Linked DNA regions of Homo sapiens: region 2 is linked to region 1. Evidence: chromatin loops called from intact Hi-C (ENCODE). Cell type or tissue: mammary epithelial cell. All regions are shown on one strand. Links, peaks and the distances in the headings refer to the core of each region. The heading gives the core; the rest is flanking DNA.

Region 1 (4,397 bases), core at 327-4,326:
GTATGATCTATAAATGTGGGGAAGGGAAACAGGCTAACTAACATGGCTGGGTTAGCTTGACTGGGAGCAGGCGGGCTGGGAGGAACAGAAACTCCAACAAGGTCTACCTGTGGGGTAGGATGAGACCCTAAGAGCAGAGCCAGCCACAGACACTGGAAGGAGCCATGTTTAACAGGGGGCATAGCATCTGGGATAACGAGTAGTCAACATGATGGAAGCCCAACATCCCACTGCCCTAAATGACCCTATAATAGCACTCTCCCTGACCCACAGGCAAGGCTGAGGGAGCTTTATAGGAAGTGTCTGGCCTCTGGGTTGCACAGCTGAATCATATCCCTTCAGGTTCTTCTAAACCTTCCTGTTACCTCCTCCACTTGGCCTTCCATTGGTCTCAATCTGACTGTTATTTCTCAGCCCAGTTACCTTGGATGGACAAAGTTTAGACCAGAACAGCATCAGCACTACCTGGGAACTTATTAGAAGTGCATATTTGCAAGGCCCCAGCTCAGACCTGCTTAATCAGAGGCATTTGGGTTAGGGCCCAACAATCTGTGTTTTAGCACTCTCTCCAAGTGATTCTGCTACACTCTGAAGTTGTGAAATAACTTCAACACCAAAACACTGAAGTTTGAGAACTAGTGATTTGGATTGTGTGATTAGCTTGCAACCCTCCATTTAACCTGAATGATGCTCCTACTGTCTTCTCTGGCTCATTGTTCTGCAGCCTCTGGCTAGCTCCACACATTCTTATGTTCTGTTCTAGCTTGGAGAGTTCCCACCAGGGATCAGAGACTTGGGCACCCATTTGCCTGAGAAGAAAGTTTGGAGAGAAGTAATCTAGGGAATTATGAGCAATTCAGGTGCTTGGACATAGGTAGTTAGCTGTTAGGTCCCAGCTGCAGAATTGGGATTCAGAGGTAGGACACTCTGAACTAGCAGGGGCAAGCTGATGAGCAAGTCAGGGGCTCCAGCATAGGGTGTGATGAGAGGCAGTCCTTCACAGATCTCTCCCATTTCTGCACATTCTGGAGACAAGCACCAACTTCCCTTTGCTCTGAACTATCTTTTCAAGGGTGTTTGTGTAGTGAACAGCCTGGAAAATAGAGATTGTATTTCTTTCTGGAGCAAAGAGCAGTCATAGCTATTGACCCTTATAAAGATTTAAGTTTCCTAAGTTCAGGGTTTCTATCTTATAATACAACCCACTGTGTGTGCAAGTGCCATCTGGCCTTCTTTATGTTGCCTTGTAGACACTGGGGCCTAGGGAACTGGTGCAAAAAATAATGATACACTGGCTGCTGCAATTACTGTAAGTAGTAAACTGCCTCTTGTCTCTGACCCTGGAGTCTCATATCTTCTATAAGTAATCATGAAAATATGGCAGGCTAACTTGTTACCTTGTAAGTATTATAAAATATCAGGCTCTTCACAGTTCTTGAGAGGCACAAAGTAGGCCTGAGCCTCAAGAAAGAAGGGGATGGACAAGCAGCAAATATGACCGAGAGCAGCAAAGCTAACCTGGGTCAGGGTTAGTGCTAGGGGTAGGGCAGAGCTGTGTGGGGTCACAGGGCTCTACCTGGTGGAAAAGGAGGGAAGAAGAGACCAGGATTCAAGATACCCTTTTAGGTAACAGTACCAATAAAGATAATAGACTTAATAGGCTGTGCTACTCCATTTGTGCTGCTATAATAGAATACCATGATCTAGGTAATTTATAAAGAATATAAATTTATTTTCTCGCAGTTCTGGAGGCTGGGAACTCCAAGATCAAGGTGCCAGCAGGCTTGATTGTCTGGTGAGGGAGGGCTGTGTCCTCTGGTGGGGAGAAATGCTGTGTCCCAACACAACATAGGGGCAAGAAGGGACAAGCCCCCTCTGTCAAGCCCCTTTATAAGGATACCTAATCTCATTCATGAGGGAGGAGCCCTCATGGCCTAATTGCTTCTTAAAGGCCCCACCTCTTTATACTATCACCTTGGCAACACCTGAATATTGGAAGGACACATGCAAACCTGCCTGCACATTTGAAACATCTGAAGAGCTTTAAAAAAAAAACAACTATAACCGATGCCTGGGTCCTGCCTCCACAGATTCTGATCTCATTGGTAGCAGAATATGGTTGGCTACCAGCTCATCAGGTAGTCCTAAAATTCAGCTATATATGAGAACCATGGATCTATACTAGCTGTCTCTTTTTACCCATGAGGGAACTGAGGCTCAGAGAGTTGAAGTGACTTGATAAAAGGTCTGTTTGCTTTGAATTTTTCTAGGCTGAATTTCTAGATCCCAGGCTTTGTGTCTGGCTCAAGCCCTCAGAGCCATGGATGCTGCTTTCTGTGGTTCAGAACCTAGACTTGACTCTGGCCAGAGTCTCACCTAAAACTTGACCAACAGAGGCATTCTCAGTGTAGTGCATCAATACTGTGACCCAGAGGGAAATCTTTTGCTTTATCTAGTCAAGTAGGAGTCTGGGTTGCTAAGCAACCAGACACTCTTAGGCAGTTGTGCTGCTCTGTGGTGGTGCTTTGCATGTTAAGGCTTCTGGGGTGGTTTCTAGAGGCCCACAAGAGTTCTAAGGGGCAGCACATGGGAGCTTAGCGTGCTCCCATGTGATCCCTATGTGTGTGCTCCCCAAAAATGGGGGTGCGAGTTCACTTCCATTTTTGCCTTACTTTCAGGGATGTTACAGTGCAGACAAAGATTCTGGTGCCTCACAAGATTTGACACAAGCCAGCGCTTTGTTGTTTTTCTCACCTGTTGGCCAGAAGATTATCTTGGAGCAGGAAAAGGTTTGTTTTAGTTTTGGCCTGAAGGCCTCTTATAATTTTTTAAATTTAGAAAGAATTTCAAACTCACTGAAAATTACAAGAATAAGAACAGTACAAAGTGTGCCCTGATTCCTCTATTTTTAACATTTAATCCATTCGCTTTATGATTTGTCATCTCTTTTTCTCTTTCTCTGTCTCTCTCTGTATTGTATGTGTGTGATATATATTCTTTTTTTTTTTTTGAGATGAAGTCTTGTTCTGTTGCCCAGGCTGGAGTACAGTAGCATGATCTCAGCTCACTGCAACCTCAACCTCCAGGGTTCAAATGATTGTTATGCCTCAGCCTCCCCAGAAGCTAGGATTACAGGGGCAAGCCACTAAGCTCGGCTAATTTTTGTATTTTTAGTAGAGACGGTGTTTCACCATGCTGGCCAGGCTGGTCTCGAACTCCTGACCTTAAGTGATCCGCCTGCTTCGGCCTCCCAAAGTGCTGGATTACAGGTGTGAGCCACCGTGCCCAGTCGGCTCAAACTATATATTCTTTAACCGCATGAAAATAAGTTGTATATATTGTGATCCTTTACCCTGAAATATTTCAGTGTAAAGTGTCTTAAAAGAGGGGGTATTCTTTTTCTCATTCTCTTACAGAACCACCTGTGTAACCACAGGTTCGTTATCAACCTCAATAAGCTTAGTATTAATATATGTTTATCTAATCCATTTTCTGTATTCCAATTTTGTCAGTTAACCCTATAATGACCTTTGGAACACTTTTTCCCACCAAGGCAGGATCCAAACTTGGGATAATGTATTAAATTTTATCGTCTTGTTTCTTTAGTCTCCTTTAATCTGAAATATTCTCATAGCCTTTCATGTTGGGTTTATCCTTTGCTTTGTCATCGTGGATTTGGGCTATTCGTTCCAGGTCAGAATGCTACCTAAGTGATGCTGTGCTGCTCTCAGGGTATTACAACTAGAGTCACACAATGTCAATATGCTCCTTCTTAATTTTGATCAACTGGTCAAGGTGTTGTTCAATTTCCCCACCATATAGTTACTATTTTATCCTTTGCAACTAATAAGCAATTTAAGACCATACAAGCATCAAAACTCCCCGCTGGATTTAGCATCCTATTGATAATTCTTGCCTGAACCAATCTTTACTCTGAAGGTTTCATAATGATTTCCCAACTCCAACATCCTGAGAGCTCTTATTAATAAACTATGAAAGAGGCTTCCTGGCAAGATTCATTTTTGACTTTGGGAGGCAATTTGAGGCTGCCGAAAAGGCACCCCTGTTTCTTTGTCTCTAGGCAGGGGCTGCACATAGTGTCTGCCCATGAAGTTCACTCCCTCCAAGCATGCTGCACCTGCCTGATTTGGGTTTTAAATCTCTGCTTGGATACATGTTTTAATCTCTATGTTATACAGGGTTCTGAATAGTGAATTCATCTTATAATCATTGGCATTAGCAAAGCGTTTCTGAGTTTTGGGGTAATGCATTCATTTGTTTATTCATTTAGGTTAGGTGGTTAAGAAGGATTTGAGAGTCTGTAATTACCATGCAGGGCACTAGGTGCTGGGCAGAGTGGTGAATAAAACAGGCATGGAGCCTATCATCAAGAGGCT
Region 2 (4,397 bases), core at 240-4,239, 63 kb after region 1:
AAAGACTCCTGGGAGGTGGCTTGCTTTTTGTCCCTTTCTGATAGCTGCCACAGCTGATTTTACATCTTGGGGGTTTCCTTCTCTAAGTAGAGGATATTTAAAAATTCTAATTATTGTTGTGATTATCTTACTTTGGTGGTTAAGACGAGCAAAGTGAAGATGTTTCACTTTGTGCATTCGATGTATGGAGATCTTTTCTGTAGACATTTTTTCCCCCTTGGGAAAAGACAGAAGTGAAGGCCTTTCCATTGTTCAAGGTTCAAATAATGGCTCCACATGTACCGTGAGCTCAAAACAGTGTTCTGTGGCTCATGTGACCCAACAGATGAATGTTTTGGTCTACTGAATATCCCAAGAAGTAAAATAATAGTTGGAGTTTGAGGAAGGGGCATAGAAAAGGCCCAGACCCAGGTCATGTGCTTGGGTGGCTAGACTCATCTGGTGTTAGGCTTGTCTAAACTTGTCAGAATGAACACGTGGGATCAAGTGCTTCTCTGGTCCCCGTCGGCCTCTTACATCAGGTCAGTGTGAGTCTTTTATTTACTCAGGGGCCCAGAATAGACAGTATAGCCTGGGAGACTGGTGCCTTTTCCATCTTACTTTTTGGTCCATCTGTGCAATAAATGGACTTCTTTTTAAATTGCTTCACGTCTTCATGTTTCAGAGTGTTCAGCTCAGATAAACCAATGGAGTGGACCAAGAGACTGTAAATGATTGACATGAGTCCACTGAAGTCATCCTCCACCCAGCACCCTCTAAGATGATCTCAGGAGGAGGATGTGGTCTTTCTGGCTCCCTGTTTCCTTACTCTTTCTGAAGCATATAAATGTTTCTCACTTTCAGACTTTTTTTTTTTTTTTTTTTTTGAGACAGGGTCTCACTCTGTCCCCAGGCTGGAGTGCAGTGGCGTGATCTCAGCTCACTGCAACCTCTGACTCCCTAGGTCAAGCGATTCTCCTGCCTCAGCCTCCTGAGTAGCTGGGACTACAGGTGTGCGCCACCACACCCAGCTAATTTTTGTATTTTTAGTAGAGACGGGGTTTCACCATGTTGGCCAGGATGGTCTCGATCTACTTTACGATATTTAAAAACCACTAGTTAACAGAAAGAAGCTGTGTAATAAAACTAGCAAACATGTGCCAGGTAAAATGAGGCAATTACCTGAAGCTCTCATGTGATCTACCTAGAAATGTGGATGGGGCTGGCCTGTTGTTCAGAATCCCTACTTAGATTCCCTTCCTAGAGCACCAAGAGGAAGAAGCTCTAGCTCCATTTATTACCAAGTCTCTGGGGGTGGAGCCCCTCAACTCCCCCGTCTCCTAGGCCAGGAGTCCCTCCCCTTCCTCTCAGAGCCCTGGAGACCCATTTAGGCAGAGCATCAGATATACATCATTCTCAAGGGAAGAATGAGAAGACAGGGGATGGGTGTCTTTTTCCTAGTACTCAGAAAGCAGTAAGTGAGTGGATAGAATTTCTCTAGTTTAATTCATTCTCTTAAGCCTTTGACACTAGATACCCCACTTATGGAAGCTAAAATCTAGTTTTAGATGGTATCTGATATTGTAAAAAAATTTTATGTTGAGCTATTTTAAGTTTAATATGTCCATGTTTCATTATGCTCCATAAAGAGCACCATGCCTGAGAGTTGTTTAGCCATAAAGAACAAGTTTGAGTAATGCTGAAACAGGTCATATGGACGCTTCTTAATTCAAGCGAGGCATTTACATCTTGGAAAGATGGTGGATTCATGTGAAGGTATGTACACATCTTCCACTTGCCTCTAAACAAAGCATAAGCTAAGCAGAGGGATGAGCCATTCAACACCCTGGCCCCTCTTCTTCTTGACCTTCTTATGTCCAGCCATGTTTTTTTCTGTGGTCCTCCTCATTCCTATGACCATACTCTGTCTTGCAGGCAACATAAACTACACCACTTTGCAAATCTCAATTTCAAACACATCATTTTCCAACTTACCAATTGTTCTACCTTTCTTGCACTGATACCTCCTGTTTTACAAATCTTTGCCTTCTTGGAGACCCTTAATCCTTTGACCCCACTCATCCCTCATTTTCCACCAGCACCTGCTTAGCTTTACTTCCTTCCGAGTCCAGCTCAAATTCTATAGTTTTTCATTACAATTCCTTAACAAATACCTTCAGTTTCTGTGCTCTTCTCTCCTTTCATTAAACTTTTGTCTTGCAAAACTCCTGTTGGGCTTCTAAGTGCAACTTTCTTCTCCATGCCTGTTCCTGAGCAGCGGAACCCTAATGGAGAAAGCCACAAAACAAAGTTTTTTTTAAAAGAAATTAATTCATGATTACACATTTCAGTTGGGGACTCATAGCTGCCTGGCAACTCTATTGTGTTCTAATAGACTTATTCTTCATTTCCCAACATAATCATTTCACATCTTTTCCTCCCTCTTCAAATTCCACATTCCCTTATCAGCACTCATTCTCCATAGGTGACCTCAATCCTTTCTGAAGAAATAGAAGCTACTGGATGCTAATTCCCTACTGATCCTACAAATCCACCTGCATCAGAAACAATTTCCTCCTCCTCTCTTATTATTATGGAGAGAGGATTTCTTCCCTATTAAAAGTCAATTCTCAGATGCTCTGGTTCTGCCTCCTACATTCTTAAAGATTGTATTTCTTGGTTATCCCCTGTCTCTACTGTGTCATTAATTTCTTCCACTGTACTGAATCATTTGCATCATAGAAACATGTTCTAGCATCTCCTGACTTATGAAACATCAAGAACATAGTAACCTTCCCTCAACCCTGTGCAATTCACCCAGTGTTTCCTTTTCTTTTCTTTTCTTTTTTTTTTTTTTAGTGGGTAGGGGAGGGAGTTGTTTGTCTTGGTCTCATACCTCATATTTACAACTCAATTCATTCCCATCTGGCTGCTTCCACACTCTACTGAAACTGCTTTTCTAAAGGTCACTGATGACTTTCCAGTGGCCAAATCAGTCCTCCTCTTGACTTCTCAGCAGAATTTGACACTGTTGTTTGTATTTCCTTCTTGAAACATGAAACTCTTTGTGGATGCTGTGACTTCTTGGGTCCTGTGTTTGTTTTCTTTTTCTACCCCATGATCCACTTCTAGTTTTCTTTGCTGGGTTCTCCTCCTCCAAATGCTGGACTTCCTTGAGGCTAGATCATGAGACCTCCTTTTCCTTCTCTACATTCTCTTTCCAGGTATTCTCATTCCCGTGACTTTAAAATGCCATGTAGGTACTGACAATTGTCAGATTTGTCTCTCCAGCCCAGCCCTATCATCTGAACTCCAGACTTCCATATCCAAATATCTACTTCATATCTCTTCTGGAATGTCCCACTGACATCTTGAGTTAATACATCCAAAAGAGAACTCTTCACTCCCACCTCTTCACTCAAAACCTCTCTTGCCTTGCCTGCTCTGTCTCAATAAATGTCACTGCCACTCATCCAATTACCTAAATTAGAACTCTAGAAATTGTTCTTGATTCTTTCCTTTCTCTAACTCCTACCTTTCTAATCCAACAGCAAATTCTGTCAATTATACCTCCAAAATAGATTCTGCATTCATTTCCCATTTTCTACTGCCTTCCCCAATCCACGCTGCCATCTCTTTCCAACAGAATGATTGAAATACTCTTCTAACTAGGCTTCCTGTTTCAACTTTACCCCTTGTATTCCCCAAACAGCAATACAAATGACCATCCTAAAATATCTGTTAGATCATGCCACCTACTTGTATAAAATCCTTTAATGCAGTGTGAGTAAACCCAGCTCTTTCCCCTGCCTAATACAATACTATGCCATCTGTCCTTACTTTCACCCCTTTAGGAATGGGTTCCCAATTCTGTTTGTTCCAGTGAATCTGACTTTATTTAAACACTCTATAGATTCTTCCTCCTCTGGGTGTGGCCTACTGCTCCAGATGATCAGCCTGAAATGATCTTCCATGGTTTCTTTCCAATGAGAGCTTCTCACAGAGGCCTTCTCTAACTGTAGTATCTAAAGAACATACTCTCTTTCCATTATCTACCTAAGTCTTTTATTTCTTTGTTTCATTAGCATAATGCAGAAGGGTTTTTTTGGTTGTTTGTTTTCTATAATCTTTACTAGAATTTACATTTTATGAGGACAGGGTCATGTCTTCTGTGTTTTCATCATGTCCCTCTGGGATAGTGCCTAACTTTCAGGAGTGTAATTGTAGAATGTATGGATGAATAAATAATGAATGTTAAATAAAGATATTTATTATAACACCCAGCCTATTCAATAGACTTAATGGATCTCAGTTTACCTTCTCCTCAGTTCATGTGCACCTCCTCCTTTCTGGGATATAACAGGGTAACCCATTATGAAACTAAACAGTTTAAACAAACTATTTCTGTGCAAGATGAG

Evidence for each region. Hi-C counts contacts between places; a loop is a spot of excess contacts. Peaks named below come from ENCODE experiments on the same cell type or tissue, not always from the same donor. Only the 100,000 strongest peaks of a DNase experiment are listed, where the experiment ranks them.
Region 2: it touches region 1 in a loop (4-fold over the local background); 1 of 110 quality-filtered maps calls a loop at or near these places.

What each region holds. Positions count from the first base shown.
Region 1 is chr11:112,482,991-112,487,387 of GRCh38, forward strand. LINC02763 (long intergenic non-protein coding RNA 2763) reads left to right here. Exons shown (of 3, transcript NR_120559.1): 2 at 2,679-2,789. Among named protein-coding and RNA genes, the nearest start is that of LINC02763, 3.0 kb to the left of the region's middle. In mammary epithelial cell, for the core only: no CTCF peak of the experiment used is centred there; no DNase peak of the experiment used is centred there.
Region 2 is chr11:112,546,094-112,550,490 of GRCh38, forward strand. It overlaps LINC02764 (long intergenic non-protein coding RNA 2764), which reads right to left. Exons shown (of 4, transcript NR_104155.1): 3 at 2,154-2,264. Among named protein-coding and RNA genes, the nearest start is that of LINC02764, 7.5 kb to the right of the region's middle. In mammary epithelial cell, for the core only: no CTCF peak of the experiment used is centred there; a DNase peak (open chromatin) is centred at 2,738.